Linked DNA regions of Homo sapiens: region 1 is linked to region 2. A link is an interaction called in ENCODE POLR2A ChIA-PET data of the cell type or tissue named here. Cell type or tissue: OCI-LY7. All regions are shown on one strand. Each heading gives the region's core, and the rest is flanking DNA. Links, peaks and the distances in the headings are about the cores only. Region 1 overlaps LINC01619 (long intergenic non-protein coding RNA 1619). Region 2 has its middle 78 kb from the start of LINC02397.

Region 1 (5,384 bases), core at 201-5,200, 420 kb before region 2:
AGCTCACAATGTCATTTGCAAAGTATGAGAAATCCTGCTCTCCCACATCCTCACCAGCACAAAACAAAGAGACATAAATAATAATACCATGAACATCCATGTTCCCACTACCTTACCTTAAAATAATAAAACATAACCAATGAAGTTGAAGTTCACTGTGTACACATTTTAGATTCCATTCTCCAACCTCCTGAAATAGCCACTTTCCTGAATTTGGAGTTTATTATTCTCAACCATTGCTTTATAGTCTCATGTTATACACATATAAATGTTTAAATGTTTTCAAACTTTACATAAAGGATAAAAACTTGCATTCCTTCTTCTGCTATTTGTTTTGTTTTGTTTTGGATAACAGTATATTTATAAAATATTGATGCATTATTTAGCTCCAGCTCATTTTAGTTTTTCATCTCCCAGTACACAAATCATTCCCAACTTGTCTCTCCACATCTGAGTTCCTAGTTAATTTCTTCCATTGCCTTGTATTTTTCCACTGCCTTCTCTGTGGTTTCTTCTCATGCCTACCCTCTTTACCTCTGATTTGTTTTCAGTGTTGATTCTGGTCCTTCTAAAGCAGTTCAAAACTGTTTATATTTTCCCCTTCCATTTCTTAAGCATGCCAGCTCTCCTTTCCATTCACCATGGCTTTAATTCCTTTGAGAGGACAAAGGAAATTTAGTCTATTATTTTTATTTCCTTAAGTAATTCTCTTCTGAATATGTATTATTTGTCTTTCTTTTACACATCATTTTTTTCATTATATTTTTCTTTATGAATTTCAGGGAAGTCCCATTTTTCCTACTTCTTATTCATCTTTTATTAGACACAGTTTCATCTGGTGCTGATATTTGCCCAACAGCATTGGTGGATTACCATCATATCTGTTCAATGTTTACCTGATCCCCTTAAATTACTGTTCCTTACAACTTACGCTGGAAAGCTGGACACTTAGTGGTTGCAATATTTTTTTCAGTAATTCGGGTAACTAAGGACAGAAGAGAAGGTAGAGATAGGTGGTGAGTAGCTAAAGTTCAGGTATGGTTATGTTACCTACAGGCACTTTCCCAATTAATTTATGGATTCTCACTCCTGCCAATTCCATGAGGAAATTGTAGTCTTTCTCCTCCTCAAGGTGACAAGTTAACTCTATAGAAAGCCAGGGCAGTGTGAGGGCTCTTGGCTCAAAGACCTTTTGTTAGTAGTTATTAGAGTTCTTACTTATCTCTGTTTGGTCAGCTTTTCTCAGGAGATATTTGACTCCTAGGTACTCCTAGCCCTACCCCTCTCCCAACCCAGTTTCCTTGTAGGCTGCTCTCTTTTTGAGAGCAAGGCAAATAAAAATGTGCCTGATTAGGTCTCTCTTCCCCTGCACCTCCCTTACTTTTGGGTATGCAAGTGTACTCAGAGTAAAGATATGGCCCTCCAGTCTAATGTCTCTGAGAGTTCTTGAATAGGCCTTAAAATACTATAATTTATTTCCTAGTAACTTCATCATTTGAAACGAGGCTAGATCTATGTGAACTCTCTGTCTTTGCTGAAATGATCATTGTTTAACTGACAGATGTTCCTCTTAATATGTAGTATGAGACTGTGGCTGTTCCCTAGTTGATGAAGCATCACTATAAACATGGAATTTTCATAGACAGTAGGGGAATTGTGTGTTCTAATATGTATATGATTCATTTAGAGATCTTGTTTAAATTACAGGGGCAGGGCCTGAGAGTATGCATTCCTAATAAGCTCCCAGATTATGCCAATGCTACTGGCTGCAAACCACACATTAGTCAGGGCTCTCCAGAAAAACAGAACCAATAGAATATATATATATATATATATATATATATATAGAGAGAGAGAGAGAGAGAGAGAGAGAGAGAGAGAGAGATTACATATAGATATAATGTACACACAATCTCTCTCACTATATATAGAGACAGAGAGAGAGATTTTTTGTTGTTGTTGTTGTTGTTTTTGTTTGTTTGTTCGTTTTTTTTAGTAGAGTGGGGATTATATTTCACTATGTTGCCCAGGCTGGTTGCAAACTTCTGGCCTCTCCTGCCTTGGCCTCCCAAAGTGTGTGAGCCACTGCACCCAGCCCATATATGTATAAAGAGAATTGTTATAAAGAATTAGATCACCTAATGATGGAGGCTGAGAGAAGTCCCATGATCCAGTCCACAAGCTAGAGACCCAGAAAAGCTGGGGGTACAGTTTGAAGGCCTGAAAGGTGGAGAGGCAATGGTGTAGATTCCAGTCCGAGTGTAAAAGCATGAGAAACAGGAGCACCAAGGACAGGAGAAGATGGGTCCCAGCTCAGTCAGGCAGATCTAGAATTCAACTTTCCTCTGCCTTTTTGTTCTATTCAGGCCTCAACAGATTGGATGAGGGCCGGAAGAACAACGTGAGGTCTCCCCACACTGAGGAGGGCCATCTGCTTTACTCAGTCCACCAATTCAAATGTTAATCTCTTGCAGAAACAGCCTCACAGACACACCCAGAAATAATGTTTAACTAAATATCTGGGCATCCCATGGCCCAGTTCAGGTTGACAAAATTAACTACTATAGGTTATCTTCATGCAGCATCCAAAGGATGAAAGGGCTGAATAGCCTGGGCAAAAAATTAAAAATAATTAATAGCTAATATTTATTAAAATGTTGACTACATCCCAGCCACAGCACTAAGTGCTCTCTGTGGATTATCTCATTTAATTCTCACAATGGTCCTGTAAGGTACATTACAGTCATGCATCACTTAATGACAGGAATACATTCTGAGAAATTTATCAGTAGGAGATTTCTTGTTATGTGAACATCATAGAGTGTGCTTACACAAACCTAGATGGTATAGCCTACTACACTACACACCTAGGCTACATGGTATAGCCTAGTGTTGCAAGACTACACACCTGTACAGCAGCTTACTGTATTGAATACTGTAGGCGATTGTCACACAATGGTAAGCATGTGCATCTGAACATATAGAAATATAGAAAAGGTATAGTAAAATACAGTATTATAATCTTCTTGGACAACCGTTGTATACACAGTTCATTGTTGGCCAAAACATCATTATGCAGCACATGACTGTATTTTCATTTTATAGAGGAAGAAATTGAGGCACAGGGAGATTGGGTAACCTGAGATTAAACATTTAGCAAGTGACAGAATTGAGCAATCAAACTTCAGAACCTCAACTTGAAACATCATTTCCTGATGCAAACATGAGGACATATTGCTCTACCATACAGAAAGCAGCAGGGCAGCTGCCATGCTTGTATAACAACTATTTTTTTTTTTTTTTTTGCTTATTGAAACTGAAGGGATGTTGGGAAAGACAGACTGGGAGCTTTCTCTAAATTTTAATACAGCATCAGTGCTTCCTATAATGTCCAGGTTAGGAGAGAAGCAAATGGAGCTTTACTAAGGAAGAGAAAGTGATCAATACCAGTGAGAAAGGTGAAAAAAAAAAAAACAAACAAAAACGAAAAAAAAACCTAAGCAAATTCAGTGAGAAAAGAAAAAGCAGAACTTAGAGTCCTTACCCTTCAATTTAAGGAAGGAGAGTTATTGCCTAGCAGAATCTTGAAATAAAATTTCCTTAGAAAGCCCCAGAAAGTTTTGTGTGTATTGCAAGTCCAAAGGATAAGGAGAACTTCTATATGCTTTCTTCTTATTTCCACTGGGCAAAGTACTGCTCTATCAAGACTCAGCCTGCCATGAGGCTTTCCAATCAACTCTCAACCACCACAACAGTTAGGGCTTTTTCCTCTATGTTGCAAAGCACTTTCTGCATAACTCAGAATGCAAAATGTACTCATTCATTTGTTTATTTACATTTTTTCCTCACTAGACTGATTTTTTTTTTTTTTTTTTAGGACAAGGCCTTACTTACACACATAACTTGTACTCTAGGTAAACTGGAATACTCTATTCACTAAACAGCCTTAGCTTTACAGTCTTGACATCATTGCCTTTTCACTATTGGCATCCCTCAGCTCGTCATGAGTTCTACTAAATGCCACTTTTACTACGAAGCCTTCCCCGGCTTCCTTCCCTAAACTCATTTCACCGTACCTATATCATAACATAAAACACTGCCTTGTTATGCTTTGTAAATCTCTTTTCTGCATTAGATTATAGACTCCTATGACTAAGTCGTCATAACCTTTGAATTCTCATTAGGGCTTACTTAGCTGAATCATGCACAATGGCAGACATTCATAAAATCAGATATTGATTGCCTATTTAAAAAGAAAGGAAAGGGGTCAGGCGTGGTGGTTCACACCTATAATCTCAGCAATTTGGGAAGCCATGGCAGGAGGATTGCTTGAGTTCAGGAGTTCAAGGACAGCCTGGGCAACTGTCTCTACCAAAAATACATAAAATTAGCTGGGGCATGGTGGTGACACCTGTAGTCCCAGCTATTCAAGAGGCTGAGGCTGGAGGAATGCTTGAGCCTGGGAGGCAGAGATTGCAGTGAGTGAAAATCGTGCCACCGCACTCCAGCCTGGGAGACAGAGTGAGACTCCATCTCCAAAAGAAAAAGAAGGAAGAAATAAAAAGGGAATTAAAACAAATTTAAAAAAAAAAGGAAAAGAGGTTTAGTTACAATGAATGTTCCTGGACTGGCTAACATAGGCTCACAATAGCTTAAAATAAAGTTTAAAAACCTCACAGGCTCCTTTAAAGAGATCCTCCAGATCCTTTCATTTATAGAATCTTTCCATGTCCAGGCTTCTTTTTCTATTGAACACATCCCTCAACAAGGAGCCATTTTTTCCCATGTTCTTCAGAAAGTTACCATGTACATGTTTTGGGTATAAGAGAGAAGACACAGGAGCCACATTTACCTTCAAACTAAAATCAAAATTAAAACAACCAGATTGAAAAAAAGAAGAAATTCAAAATTCAGAAAGGAATCTTAGAGACAAAAACGTATTAAATTCAATTTTGTTTGAGAGGAAGCTCAGACTTTGCTCATTGTTGAGGTGCCATACCTAGAGACTGAGTAAATGCAGTGCTGATGATAGAGAATTACTGATTTATTCTCAAGCGCATTGTGTGGGCCAGGAGCATCTTAGAGAAGGACAGGAAAAATGTGCTTATTTGCACTCTTCCATTACAGAATAAGGAGAGATCTTTTGCAATTGCCTTCTTTTCTTTCAACTCCAAATGTAAGTGCTTTAATTTTCTACATATTCTCTATTTCTTTCTTGAGGCAACATGATTGGGAAGGGGTGCTGTGTGTCATGTAGAACCAAGAAACCCATTACAAATAAAGAGGAAAGTGTGGATTCTATTAAAAAAACAAAAACAAAGAATCATAGTAATTGTGGGCAAGACAAATTTATTTCTTCAGCCTTTGAAATAACGTCAGCAAGA
Region 2 (5,384 bases), core at 75-5,074:
GAGTTTCAGGGAAATTAAGCTAATTTTCCCAAGTTACTGATAGAATGTGGCAGAGCTAGGTCTTGAACCCAAGCCCACAAAATTGACCGTGCCATTATTCAGTTTCTCACAAGCACTTCCACCTTACTCTGCAATGAAGGCACCACCACCCCCCAGGAAAAGGCACTACCCCAGCCAGATGGTACACTTCATCCCCACTTCTGCTGTTCAGGCTTGAACTTGGCATGGTCTTCACCTTTCATTCTGCCATCCAAATCCATCCCTCAAGACCTAAGTCGAATACTATCTTCTCCTCGCCATTGCCTTCTACCCTGAAAGTTCTGTACTCTGAATCAGTTTAAAAGGTGTTATCTGTTCCATCCATCTGGGGTCTTCATCATTTCCTTAAATATGTACATTATCCATTCCTTCAATAACATACATATTCAGTGTGCTTTCTCCTCAAATAATTGCCAGATACTAGAAGTCAGAAACCATGTTGTCTATTTCTTTTGTATCTCTGAAAGAATCATAGTACAAAATTTATAAATGAAATCATGTAGCTCTGTGCTATATGAAAATTATATCATATGACATTACAGCCACCCTGTATTTGTTGACTAAATTGTCCTTTCTGTTTAATTCCCAAGCATTTGAGCCACTCTGCCCCAGATTGAATTGCCTTGCCTTTTTTTTTTTTTTTTTTTAAGATGGAGTCTCACTCTGTCACCCAGGCTAGTGTGCTCACTGCAACCTCTGCCTCCGGGTTCAAGTGATTCTCCTGAGACTTAGTCTCCCAAGTAACTGGGACTACAGGCAACTGCCACCACACCCGGCTAATTTTTTGTATTTTTAGTAGAGATGGGGTTTCACCATGTTAGCCAGGATGGTCTTGATCTCCTGACCTTGTGATCTGCCCACCTCAGCCTCCCAAAGTGCTGGGATTACAGGCATGAGCCACCGCGCTCGGCCTGAATTGCTATTTATTCATTTATTTTGAGACGGAGTCTCGCTCTGTTTCCCAGGCTGGAGTGCAGTGGCGCAATCTCAGCTCACTGCAAGCTCCGCCTCCCAGGTTCACACCATTCTCCTGCCTCAGCCTCCCCGGTAGCTGGGACTACAGGCGCCCGCCACCATGCCCGGCTAATTCCGCCAACATGCCCGGCTAATTTTTGTATTTTTAGTAGAGACAGGGTTTCACGGTGTTAGCCAGGATGGTCTCCATCTCCTGACCTTGTGATCCTCCGGCCTCAGCCTCCCAAAGTGCTGGGATTACAGGCATTAGCCACTGCGCCCAGCCCTGAATTGCCCTTTAAAAGCTTTTTTTCCCTTGTAAGATCATAATATTCCACCTTCCACTATATCCAGACTGAGACAATAGCAACTGTGTGTGTTTATATGTGAATATGGAAGATATGTGTGTGTGTGTGTGTGTGTGTGTGTGTGTGTGTGAGAGAGAGAGAGACAGAGACACAGAGAGAAATGTGTGTTCTGATAAAGCAAGGTACATTAGATAATAGCCCATTGCACCTTGCATTAAGCAAGCCTGTCTGAGAAATGAGCAACTTTCTCAGGCCACTGCTCAACCTAGAGTGTTGACAACCTTGGGAGAGAAGACTTTAATTGCAGTCATTCCCTTATTCCCTCTGGATTACTTGTTTATAGTCTGAAATTGCTGAACGAGTTCTGCAGGTTTTTCTTGTCCATTTGCTGAGCTTGAAGCAAGAAGGGAGAGACCCAGGTTCACTGAATTGTAAACAGTACTTCTCAAGGTCAAACTGGAGAGACTGCACAGAAGAGGGGGTTGGGGGGCAGGTTTCTGAATGTGACAGACAAGAGTAACATATTGCATATATACTTTACTGCAAGCCTGCACAGAAGAAAATCGAAAAGAAAATAATATTGCAAAGAATCCTGTTCAAACTCGATTTCTTACAGTGTTTTTTTTTTTTTTTGGCCAAACTTGAAAGTCAACTTTTTAAAAGTAATTAGACATCTAATCTGTGCTTTATCCCACTGCCACAATCTCCAAACTTTTTCTGTCATTATATAAACATTATTTGAAGTTATAAAGAACACAAGCAAGTGGGCTAGATATTATCAAAAGATACTTCCAGAAATCACCGGAAATGACCGGAAGCCCAGTCAGCCCTGTTGTCTTGAAATAAACACATGAAACTGAGCTCCACATGCTCAGGCTGCAGTATATTCAGCACGCTAACAGGTACAGGCACTGCTTTGCCCCAGACTGGTGGGAATGTGGCACTGAAGAAAGCCCAGGCTCTACTATGGAAGAGCTTACAATCTGGAGAGAGTGGAAACGTACACAGCATATCATAGCACCATAAAGCCAGGGAAACACAAAAGGTAGAGATGAGAAGACCCTCCTTTTAATGGTTTAATTTTTAAGAACACTATTCACCAATTGTAGATTTAGGAGAGGTTTTTTTTTTATGTGTTTTAAGTCGAAATACCTGAACTTCAAGCCCAGTTTGCCCTTTCCTACCCTTGAGATCTGAGTCAAATCACATCGCCCAGTGGACGGCAGTTTCCTCATGGATGAGATCAGAGTGTTGGTGTAGACCATGGGTTAGCAAGTAACAACAGCTAGGGGTAAAAATCCAGCTCACAACCGGTTTTGTAAATAAGATTGCTGGAACACACCACGCCCATTCATTTACATATTGTCTATGGCTGCTCTTACTCTACAGCCGCTGAGTAGTTATGACATATGGTCCACAAAGCCTAAAATATTTACTATCTAGCCCTTTCCAGGGTTCCTGACTCCTGGTGTAGCCAGTCTCTAAGGTCTCTTCCAGGGGCTTGCAAGGTGTTATGTAGACACATAACAGCACTTCGAAAATTTGAAATAATCACACAAACGGAAGAAATGGTCAAAAAGCACATGCTGGGTCCCAGAAGACAGCAGCTCTCCTTGCTTTATGTCATCAACAGCAAACAGCTGCTCCAAGGGGTCGCAACTCGACTCATATTAGAATCACCTGGGGAGAATTTTATTTGTCGTAACAAGGTTTGAGGGAGGCACATTTCACACATTAGCATGAAAACCCAATCATCATGCTTTGGAGAATTTTTTTTTTTAATGTCAATGCCCAAGACCCAGTGTCTACAGTTTCTGATTTAATTGCTGTGGAGTGGAGACCTGGTATCAGCTGTTTTTAAATGCTGTCCAGAGGCTGGGCATGATGGCTCACACCTGTAATCCCAGCACTTTAGGAGGCCAAGGTGGGTGGATCACTTGAGGCCAGGAGTTCAAGACCAGCCTGGTCAACATGGTGAAACCCCATCTCTATCAAAAATACAAAAACAATTAGCCAGGCATGGTGGCAGATGCCTGTAGACCCAGCTACTCAGGAGGCTGAGGCAGGAGAATCACTTGAACCCGGGAGGCAGATGTTGCAATGAGCTGAGATCTGTACTCCAGCCTGGGCAACAGAGTGGGACTATGCCTCAAAAAAAAAAAAAAAAAAAAAAAATTAGCCAGCAGTGGTGGCACATGCCTGCAGTCCCAGCTACTCAGGAGACTGAGGCAGGAGAATTGCTTGAACCTGGGAGACAGAGGTTGCAGTGAGCCAAGATCACACCACTGCACTCCAGCCTAGGTGATAAAGTGAGACTCTGTCTCAGGAAAAAAAAAAACCATCCAAAGAATTCTACCTTGCATTCAGGGTTAATTTAACAAAAGCTTACACGTAATACCAAGATATGGAATCAACCTAAGTGTCCATCAGCAGATGAATGGATAAAGAAATGTGATCAAAATGCACAATGGAATACTATTCAGCCTTTAAAAATAAGAAAATCCTGTCACTTACAACAACATGGATGAGCCTGAAGGACATTACGTTAAGTGAAATAAGCTAGGCACAAAAAGACAAATACCGTATGTTCTCACTTATATGTGGAATCTAAAAAAGTTGAGCTCATAGAAGTAGAGAGTAAAATGTTGATTACCAAAGGCTCGGGAAAGTGGGGATGGGGTTGAGGAAATGTTGGTCAAAAGATACAAATTTTTATCTAGACAGAAAGAGTAAGTTCAAGATATCTATTTTATGTCATGGTAACTATATTTAATAATAGTATATTGTACACTTGAAAATTGCAAAAAAATAAAAAATATTAAAAAATATGTGAAGCAAAAGCTATTTAAAAAATAAGGAAATTGAACAAAACTATAATATTAGAAGGGTATTTAAGTACAACTCTTATGACCTTGGATAGTTCAAGCTGACCAGGGAGATGAAATAAAGATACAAATAAATACATTTTTAAAAAATACCACTGAACCTTTTTAAAAAAAACATATCGATGCCTGTATTTCTTTCCAGGTATATTACACCAGAATATCTGGGATTGTGGCCCCCAAACCTGTATATTTAACGAGTTCTCAAGATAATTCTTATGCAGACAACTCTGCAACAGCCTGCATTGAGTAGCCAGGTATGTGAATCATGCTCAAGGCCAACTATGATGCAGGAATTCAGAATCCAATAGAGAAGTGTTAAGGTCCATTTCATACTTCTTTATCTTTGACTCTCAAAGGTGTAACGCAACACCTGGAACTTAGCAGATATTTGGTAAATGTTTAATAAAGAAAACTTAATTTAACCTGACCACTGAGTGTTTCGGTGGAGAGAGAAACACACAGGAGGTTTATGCTTAATCTTGAAAGAGATAAGGCTAAGACTCATGTTCTATACACTTAATTAAATAGCCATCAACTGCAACCTTCCTCCACCTATCTACACTCAAACATTAACTACAAAACCTGATCAAAAAATCATTATTTTAAAATCACCAACCCACGGAAGCTCCTTTAGTTAGACTGAAGTTCACGTGATTGCTTAAACCTTTTTTCTGGGAATGGATCTTTTATGCCAAGTAGGCAGGGTTACTGCCCCATAAACCTACCTTCTGTCATTAGCTTTGACTGTTGACACTTGCAATGATTAGACAGGGTTGAGCAAAGGGTATTTTTGCAGTCTGTGGGGAAGAGTATAGAAAATAAACATTGCATCTCATTACAAAGCCCTGAATGTGCAAAACATACTGGTCCAAATGCCATGATTAGATAAGCACCTGCAACACTCATTAACTTTGAAGGGAAATTGAAGCCAAATTTGGGCCCATATGCCACCTGTCCTTACACTTCAGCAATCAGGTGACCTCTATTCTCACATTAAGTTAATTTCTGAAACACTCTACATGATAGCTATTGCCCCAGACTTCTAATAATTAACCCAGGGTGTCCTCTCTCAAACATCCTGTGAAATAGTCTCCATCTACAATTTCTAGGGTTTCAGATGAGCCTTTGCCCATAACCTGAACATGTCCTTTTTAAAGATAGGTCATTGTAAATGACTCTGAGTGACAGCCTAATGCTA

The links. ChIA-PET counts read pairs that join two places held together with the same protein. Peaks named below come from ENCODE experiments on the same cell type or tissue, not always from the same donor. Only the 100,000 strongest peaks of a DNase experiment are listed, where the experiment ranks them.
Region 1: POLR2A ChIA-PET joins it to region 2 with 5 read pairs; 6 of 35 experiments call an interaction of 5 or more read pairs at or near these places.

The regions. Positions count from the first base shown.
Region 1 is chr12:92,120,745-92,126,128 of GRCh38, forward strand. The region is part of intron 1 of LINC01619 (long intergenic non-protein coding RNA 1619); the gene reads right to left. Among named protein-coding and RNA genes, the nearest start is that of LINC01619, 19 kb to the right of the region's middle. In OCI-LY7, for the core only: no CTCF peak of the experiment used is centred there; no DNase peak of the experiment used is centred there.
Region 2 is chr12:92,541,917-92,547,300 of GRCh38, forward strand. It overlaps the pseudogene LOC124903118. Among named protein-coding and RNA genes, the nearest start is that of LINC02397, 78 kb to the left of the region's middle. RefSeq lists a silencer at 2,518-2,657. In OCI-LY7, for the core only: no CTCF peak of the experiment used is centred there; a DNase peak (open chromatin) is centred at 2,145; H3K4me3 peaks cover 289 bases; H3K27ac peaks cover 1,673 bases.